2 separate regions of the Homo sapiens genome follow, and region 2 is linked to region 1. Evidence: read pairs that join two places in POLR2A ChIA-PET (ENCODE). Cell type or tissue: PC-3. All regions are shown on one strand. Each heading gives the region's core, and the rest is flanking DNA. Links, peaks and the distances in the headings are about the cores only. Region 1 overlaps NRP1 (neuropilin 1). Region 2 has its middle 53 kb from the start of LINC02628.

Region 1 (4,396 bases), core at 145-4,144:
TATGCTCATATCTTCTACACCAGATCTCACTGGAAAATAAAGAGGCCAGTGAAATTTCAAAATCTGATTTGTATTTTATTTAATTGATTTATGTATTTTTGTGCCTGTAAATAATTGTTATATTACAAATAACAAACCTAAGCTTAAAAATATGAAGCCATTGCAAGAAAACCTTGTATGCCCTAAAACCTTATCTGTTATTGATAGAAAATTCAGAAAATGGGGAATTTTGGTTAGTTGAGATTTTCTGGATGGTTGAGAATCTTCCCTTTAATCTCTAAAGCTTTTTTTCACTTGTGTACTTTGGATAAACATTTTCCTAAAACTGAAAGCTCATATTCCCAGTATCATCAAACTGAGGATGTTAGGCCTAAGAGAATATAGATTTTGATGTTTCACTGGCCTTGAAACACCACGTCCCTGCTGAAGGCCCCTCCCTCCAGGGACATGTCCACCTAATGTGCTTCTTTAAACAAAGCAATCATTCTTATGCTCACTGTTGTGAGCATTATGATTTTATGCTCTAAAACTGTGGTGCTTTGGGGCCGTGTGACAGTGCAGTTTACCCCCAATGCATAACTGTGTTTTGATAAACTAATTATGTTAATAGTCATGCAGGCCAGAGGTGGGGCATAAGAACAATGGAAGTCAGGAAGAGGTGGTCTGGGTGCCAATAGTAGAATCTGAAAGACAGGGAGTTAAGTTCTACCATCCATTGAGTATGAATTGTAACTAGACATAGAGTCTTTTTTCAATTCTCTTCGATATTAAAAGAAATAATTTAATACAAAAATTTTATTTTAAATGCAACTTTTTGTGTGTACCCATATGACAGGTAGAGTCACAGATAGTTACAAACACACACACTCAACTGTGAAAATAAATCAGAATTTTCATCATTTCCTGGTAAATTTCAAATAGTCTTTTTGTCAACCTAGGTCCACTTGGGAAAATTATTAATCACTGTATGATCTTCATAATATTTTTAAATATTGCCATGAAAATCCAAGTATCAGTGCTATATTCCAATAAGTCCCTTACTACCATCTTTTTAAAGAATTTTGAATGAAAGAACTCTTTGGTGTATCAAGTTAAAAAAGAAAAATGCATCTTAAATCCCCTATATTTTGATGACTGTGGGCCCTGTTTTTCCCTTCAGATTTCAAATGTATGGAAGCTCTGGGCATGGAATCAGGAGAAATTCATTCTGACCAGATCACAGCTTCTTCCCAGTATAGCACCAACTGGTCTGCAGAGCGCTCCCGCCTGAACTACCCTGAGAATGGGTGGACTCCCGGAGAGGATTCCTACCGAGAGTGGATACAGGTATGCAGCATAAGATCAAGCCTATCTAGGATTGAATAAGTTTTTGACCATCTAGAGAGGTTGTTGAAAGAAAGTGGTACTGTGCCAAATGGCCTCCAATGAGAAGATAGGTTCACGGCCATCAGGTATAAATCACTGCAAGAGAAGATAGGTTCACGGCCATCAGGTATAAATCACTGCAAAATGAGCCCATCGCTACACGATCAGAGAAAAGCAGGCCCAAGATGACATCCCTGAAAACGCATTTATCTTCTCAGATACTTATATACTACTCTTCCGAGAATGTGACTACAAGTGTCTCACTTTGATAACAGCTCCAAGATCTGATTTTTCCCAACTACACACTGTCTGTTAATGGGCTTCCTATTTTGACATGTTTTTATTTCCTGGATGAAATATATGAATCCTGTTTATAGACGTGTATGAAATAATTGTTTCCAATAATAGGTTTCTGTTTGTTCAGGGTAGGAGAAGGGAAGGAAAGGTTGGAGTGTGTTTTTCCATGTAGGTCTATATAGCACACATCCAAGAAGGGGGTTTGGTTGAAGGCACTCTCCATTGACGAGATATCCATGTTTAGGCATGAAATGTACATATTTGTGTCTTCATTAGTGATGCTACCTCTGCTTTCCTCGCTTTGTTCTGGCATTCCCTTCCTGCTGTCACTTACATATCCCCACAGACACCTCGTCTGCCCCACATCCCCACCGCTGACCCCATTTTCCAGCCGTCTAATCTACCCCCTCTCATCGCCGGCACCACTCCTAATGCCCACTTGCCCAACCTTGATATCTGGGTATTCCCACCCAAAGGCCTGATGCTGACAGTCCTGAGTTTTTCACTCACTGTTAAATGAAACATCCATAGCTGGATCTGTGGGTTAAACTGTGGGCAAATTATACAAAAGATTATTTGCTGAAGGATCCAGGCTTCCTTTTCAGGAGAATAGTCAGATCCTGTCTTACGTTTATTGCTAGATATAAAATGACTAATTCCCAGAGAGAGTTTCTAAGCAAGAAAAAAAAAAAAAACCACAAGATGATTAATCCTCTACTTTCCACATCTATTGCTGCTTCAGTCTTTTGAGCACAAATAGCAGATTTTGTTTTACTTTGGAAAGGTCAATATTAGTTTAACATACACTTAAAGTGAAATGGCCTATTACAGGAGACTGAACTCACGCTAACCTCCAACACTGAGAAATATGTAGAGAGTGAGAAAAGATGAGACGTCTACCTTGGGATTGCTGAATCCATCTCTAGATTAAGACAGAAATGAAATGAGTTTGCCAGTGTCAAAATAGTTCTTGGTAACTTGTTTTCCCACATCCCCAAACCAACAGGCAGTTCAGTATGATTGACAGATGTGCCTCTCGGGGGAAGCTTACATTTTGCAGCACTAAGCATGTTTGCATGGTAATGAAACAGGAAAGGTCTCCTTGTGTCCCTCACAGGGCGTGCGATAGGGGTGTGGCTCGCTTCTTCAGTGCCCCGCTGCTGAAACCTCTAGGGGAGCATACAGATGGGCAGGCAGTGGGGCTTCGACCCCACGGCAGTGTCTAAGGCTGAATGTTTACAGCCGCAGCCCCAGTGGGCGCGTGTTACAGGTGCTCTTTTGCTTTGCCGTCTATAGGCGGCTTGTGTTCACCAGCTCAATTAGACCCCCTTCCTTATCACAAGGACAGAGGGATTTCTGTATCCCAGGGTTTCTTGCCTTGGTGTACGGGAAGATTCGGATCACACGTGGTCTTGGAGAATGCGTGCAAGGTTTTATTGCTGGGGGAGCCGGAAGGGAGATGGTTTTCTCCTGGACTCTTCTCCAACAGCTCCGGTCAAACTCCACGTCGTTGTGCTTGTGCCTGTTGGTGTGCTCTTCTACCGGTGGGCTCTCGACGATCAGCCACTTGTGCCTTCTTCCCCCAATGTGTTCCTCACGATATCCAGCCGCTTGTATATCTGCCCGCTAGGGTCTCGGGTTATTAAAGGCCCAGGATGGGGGCGTGGTGGGCCATGGTGGTCTTGGAAAATGCAACATTTAGGCGGGAAAGCAGGAGTACCTGTCTTCACTTTGGTCCGTGGGGGTGGAGCCCTAGCCAGGGACTCTCCTTTCTCTACCCTGCACTTCCCTTCCCCCTTCTGTACCATTTAAAGGGACCGCGCTCTTGCCTTCCCAGCACTCCCGTATCAGTAATGTAGTCCCATTCTTGGTAATGTGGGGAGCTCTCACTAAGGTAGAAATGGTGGTCTTCCAGGAGCTCTGAAACTGCAACTGTAGCAATTCTTCTGCGCAAGGCAATTCTCTTGTCAGTAAAAACACTAAGACTACATGGCCTCTCACAAAGCATTTGTGAACAGAACAGATTTACATCATTCTTTGGAGTTAGACACAATCTGAGATTGCCCCAGAAGAAAAAAAAATCTCAAATCATCCATCTCTTTTTGCCAATGAGAAAACATGATCAGGAGAAGCAAGGTAACTCAAACCCCAAAAACTAGAGGGTTTTCTTCTTGCTTATGCCATGTTCTATGGCTGGGCCAGCTGGGGTCTGCTCTGTATCTTCTCATGCCAGGACCCAGACTTGGGGGACAGCGTCCTCTGAAATGTTGCCTGCCCCAAGGCAGAGTGTATTAGTCTGTTCTCACACCGCTATAAAGAACTACCCAAGACTGGGTTAATTTATAAAGGAAAGAGGTTTAATTGACTCAGTTCTGCATGACTGGGGAGGAAACTTAGAATCATGGCAGAGGGGAAGCAGGAAAGTTAAGATCATGGCAGAAGGGGAAGCAGGCACGTCTTACATGGCGGCAGGTGAAAGAGGCGAGTGAAGGAGGAACTTCCAAACCATCTTATAAAACCATCAGATCTCATGAGAACTCACCCACTATCATGAGAAGAGCACGGGGAAAACCGCCCCCATGATCAAATCACCTCCCACCAGGCCCCTCCCTCAATGCTGGGGATTACAAATCAAGATGAGATTTGGGTGGGGACACAAAGCCTGACCATATCACAGAGGGAGGAAGATTGCAGCTCATCATGATGGTTCTTGGGTCTCCCTGCTGGATAACTT
Region 2 (4,396 bases), core at 212-4,211, 400 kb before region 1:
CAGGGCAGCAAAATTGCCACAGGCCCTATTGAATAGTTCAGGCTAGCTGCTTTCCAGACTGCAAGGTCTAAAGAATGCAGAGGAAGCCTTGCAGAGCTATGGTGCCTGTGCAGAGACCTGGGAGGTGAGAGGGAGACGGTTTCTCTTTTGCTGCCTGGAGTTCTTGAGGAAAGGAGGCCGAGGCTGTCAGCAGGTCAGATCAGTCAGGAAGCGGTCAACCACTTTCAAAGACTCTTATTTTCAGTGAAAGTTTCCAAGTGATAATAACATCTCTCAGTATCGAAACTTTGAGAATGAATTTTCAGCTCCCCAGTGATGGATAAAACACCATCGGAAAGTGTGACAGTCCCCCTGCACATCCGGCTCAGTCAGAGGGAAATGGATGATACTCACAGAGAAGAAAAATTGCAAGGCAGGCAACCCAGGATGTATTGCAGTCATAACCCAGGAAAACCTTCCACCACATTTCTGCTATCTACAAACAAATGTGCCGGGCTAATTTTCTGCTGAAAGACAGCGTGCCTGTACTAAACTGGCTTCATTAACTCAATTGGAAAAAATGATTTTGCAATTTGCATGGGGCTTAAGAGTGTAATTAATACAATTCATAAAAGGCCAGTGCCACTTTGCAGACATTAGCCCCATGGGGGATTGTGCAGTGGCATGCTTTGGAGAGAGTTCTTATGTCTGCAATTCCAGCAGCCAACTTTGCCCTGCCTTCTTGGCGGGACATCCTCATCTTTATTTCAATAAAACTAGACTCGCATTGCCTTTCTCTTTAGGGATTTCTCACCAGTGCCCTCTCCCCCATCATTCAGCTGCCCAGTAGTAGTTGATTTCATTTGGATGAAAAGCAAAGAATGCTTGAAGATGAGGGATTAAGGATGGAGGCAGGAAGAAATAATGTCCCCATGTACCTCACTTTCCACCCAATTTCTTGTTGTGTGTGTTGATGTCTTAAGAGGTTGGTTGAGTGCTGAAGACCTAGGTTTCTCTTACCCCTAGAAGACAGTTAACAGGCCTGGCTTTTTATAAATCTGTGTCCAAGCAAGGATTGCCTGTAATGTGGGGAGAGGGAAAAGGGTGGTGAGATGGAGACGCTGGGCTTTGAGAATGAAAGGAGAGAGATGTGGGCCTATGGTGGGCACCTGTATGTGAGAAGAGGGGAGGTTTGTGTTGATAGAACCTGTTTGTCCAGAAGTCTCATCTTGGTGAGAGGCAAATATGTCTATTTTATTTTACTGTATTTTATGTATTTATTTTTTGAGATGGAGTCTCCAACTGTAGCCCAGGCTGGAGTGCAGTGGCATGAACTCGGCTCACTGCAACCTCCACCTCCCAGGTTAACACAATTCTCCTGCCTCAGCCTCCCGAGTAGCTGGGACTACAAGTGCGTGCCACCAAACCTGGCTAATTTTTTGTATTTTTAGTAGAAACAGGGTTTCATTATATTGGTCAGACTGGTCGCCAACCTCATGATCTGCCCACCTTGGCCTCCCAAAGTGCTAGGATTACAGGCATGAGTCACCGAGCCCAGCCTATTTTTTTTTTTTAGACAAAGGGTTTAGCTCTGTTGCCCAGGCTGGAGTGCGGTGGCATGATCATAACTCACTGTAACCTCTACTTCCAGGGCTCAAGTGATCCTCTCATCTCAGCCGCCTGAGTAATTGGGACCACAGGTGTGTGCCAGCACACCCAGCTAATTAAAAAAAAAAAAGTTTCTGTATAGATGGGGTCTCATTATGTTGCCCAGGCTGGTCTGGAACTCCTGGCCTCAAATGATTCCCCACCCCAGCCTCCCAAATGCTGGGATTGTAAGCATGAGCCAACATACTTGGCCTGTCTTTATTTATTTTTTAAAATACTTTGTCTTCAACCATGTTCTGCCAAAAATCCCTTTCCTGTCCCTTAAATTTGAGGCAGATACCACGTTTGCTACATACTTTCAGATATTAAAAGCTCACCCAGTTACTCATCCATAGCCATTAAGGAAATGCAAGTCAAAACCACAATGAGATATGACTTCACACTCATTGTTAAAGAAAAAAAATATTCTGAAGCTTGTTAAAATAGCAAGAAGATTTTATTTAGGACGATTGCAATAGGTGTCAAGGCTATCACAATAGGGGAGAGAGCTCAGGCTCAAGGTAGCAAAGGCAGCTGGAGGCTTCTAGCCAATGAGCAGAGTGAGGGGTCAGTGGGTAGAAAACTAAAACAGGTGACATCACGGATAGGAAGACTTGCTGAACTGACTTAGGATTCTTGCTGAAGGCAGGTTGGGGACTTCTACATCAAAGGTGGGGGATGAGGAACTGGCTGAGATATTAAGAGTGGGGGGATTCTTGCTAAACTGAATTAGCAAGATTCTTGCTACCATTGGACTAGACAGGCGAAAGACAGGGCTAAGGACAAGGCCCAGTGAAAAAGAGGGCTTACAGCAGCCTAATTAATGTCTGATCAAAGAGGGAGTATTTGTCCCCATAAGGATGACGATTATTTAAAAAAAAAAAAAAAAAGAAAAGAAGTGTTGAGGAGGAATGAAGAGAAATTGAAACCTTTGTGCATTGCTGATAAGAATGTAAAATGGTACAGCCAATATGGAAAACAGTTTGACAATTCGTCAAAAAGTTAAACAGAGAATTACCATAGGATTTAGCAATTCCGCTCCTAGGCAGATACCTAAAATAAAATGAAAGCAGGGACTCAAACAGACACTAGTTGATATAGTTTGGCTATTTGTCCCCCTCAAATCCCATGTTAAAGTGTAATCCCCAATGTTGGGGGTGAGGCCTGGTAGGAGATGATTGGATCATAGGGATGAATTTCCCATGAATGGTTTAGCACCATCCTCTTGGTGCTGTCCTCACAATTGTGAGTGAGTTCCCCTGAGATCTGGTTGTTTTAGAGTGTGTGGTGTGCCCCCTCACTCTCTCCCTCTTGTTTCGTCTCTCACCATGTGACTTGCAGGCTCCTGCAGACCATTAAACCCATTAAACCTCTTTTCCTTATAAATTACCCAGTCTCAGGTATTTGTTATAGCAATGCAAGAATGGTCTAACACATTGGTACACCAATGTCCAAAGCAGCATTATTCACCAAAAGGTGGAAACAATCCCAATGTCCATCAACAATTTGAACGGATAAACACAATGTTGTATATACATGCAATGGAGTATTGTGTAGCCTTAAAAACAGTTGAATTCTGGCACATGCTCCAACACGGATGAACCTTGAAAATAGGCTAAATAAAATAAGCCAGGTTCAAAAGGACAAATACTGTATAATTCCAGTTATATAAGGTACCTGTTATAGGCAAATTTATCCAGACAGAAATAGAGGTTACCAGGGCCTGGGGAGAGGAGGGAATAGGGAGTTAGTGTTTAATGAGTACAGAGTTTCAGCTTGGGATGAAGAAAATGTTTCGGTGATGGCTGCACAACCATATTAATATATGCGATGACACTGAAGTGTATATCTAAAAATGGCTAAAATGGTAATTTTATGTTATGTATGTTTACCACAATAAAACAAGTTTTAAAAAATCCTATCCAGTCTAATATGTCAATCTCAGACTCAATGTAAATCTCGGTTCTTCCCTTTCCCTTCGTTCAAGCTTGGCAGGGCTATCTGGGGACTTGGAAGAGAAGGGGCAGGGTCTGCCCTTTGCTTCCTCCTTCCATTCCAGTACCAAGACTACCATAAACAATGCACCCACACCTTCTTTCTTCCCTCTCAAAGGGTGGGAGGTTGAGATGGGGGAAGAGGGGACAGTGGGATATGACACCATCTTTCATGACTGCTGGCACAGTGAGCAGGGAATTCTGTGGATTCTCTCTGGTTCATCAGCTTCCATTGGAAGCAGGGGTCCTTCTATGAAATAGAGGTCTCCATTGTACGTGGTTTTAGTATTATGAAATTTTGGTAGGGGCAGGGCTCAATTTTACTCTCTGTGGTGAAGACCCTCCATACAGACGGGTGCCTGTGTCTCTCTTCACCTGATAGCAGGCTGTGGCCTCAGCCTCCCCACTTGCATCCTAGCCAGCCCACACTTCTGCCTCTGCCTTCTCTTATTGCATGATCCTTCATGTGGATCTATGGGAATCTCAAAGGTTCTCCTTCTCCAAACACCTCGGAGAACCAGGGTAGGGTTTTCCCTCTTCTCTTCCACAGCCCACTACCCCACAAGTCCTTCTTAAACCCTTTTGTCAGTCTACAGCAGAAGGCCAACCACCTTTGAAAATCTCCAGATGTTCCAAATCTCTCTATAGGTTCACTTGCAGCTCTCTCAAGGAATCTTTCATCCAACTCCTCCCCAGATACCTGGCATGGGTCTTGGGTTTAATAGCTTAGCAAAAATCCAGACAGGAAAGAAGATGCCTGTCTCCCCTTGCAGGCA

Evidence for each region. Peaks named below come from ENCODE experiments on the same cell type or tissue, not always from the same donor. Only the 100,000 strongest peaks of a DNase experiment are listed, where the experiment ranks them.
Region 2: POLR2A ChIA-PET joins it to region 1 with 5 read pairs; 2 of 35 experiments call an interaction of 5 or more read pairs at or near these places.

The regions. Positions count from the first base shown.
Region 1 is chr10:33,250,958-33,255,353 of GRCh38, reverse strand. NRP1 (neuropilin 1) reads left to right here. Exons shown (of 17, transcript NM_003873.7): 6 at 1,160-1,326. Among named protein-coding and RNA genes, the nearest start is that of NRP1, 82 kb to the left of the region's middle. In PC-3, for the core only: no CTCF peak of the experiment used is centred there; a DNase peak (open chromatin) is centred at 2,353; H3K4me3 peaks cover 1,156 bases; H3K27ac peaks cover 4,000 bases.
Region 2 is chr10:33,651,346-33,655,741 of GRCh38, reverse strand. No RefSeq gene overlaps it. Among named protein-coding and RNA genes, the nearest start is that of LINC02628, 53 kb to the right of the region's middle. In PC-3, for the core only: no CTCF peak of the experiment used is centred there; a DNase peak (open chromatin) is centred at 1,941; H3K27ac peaks cover 368 bases.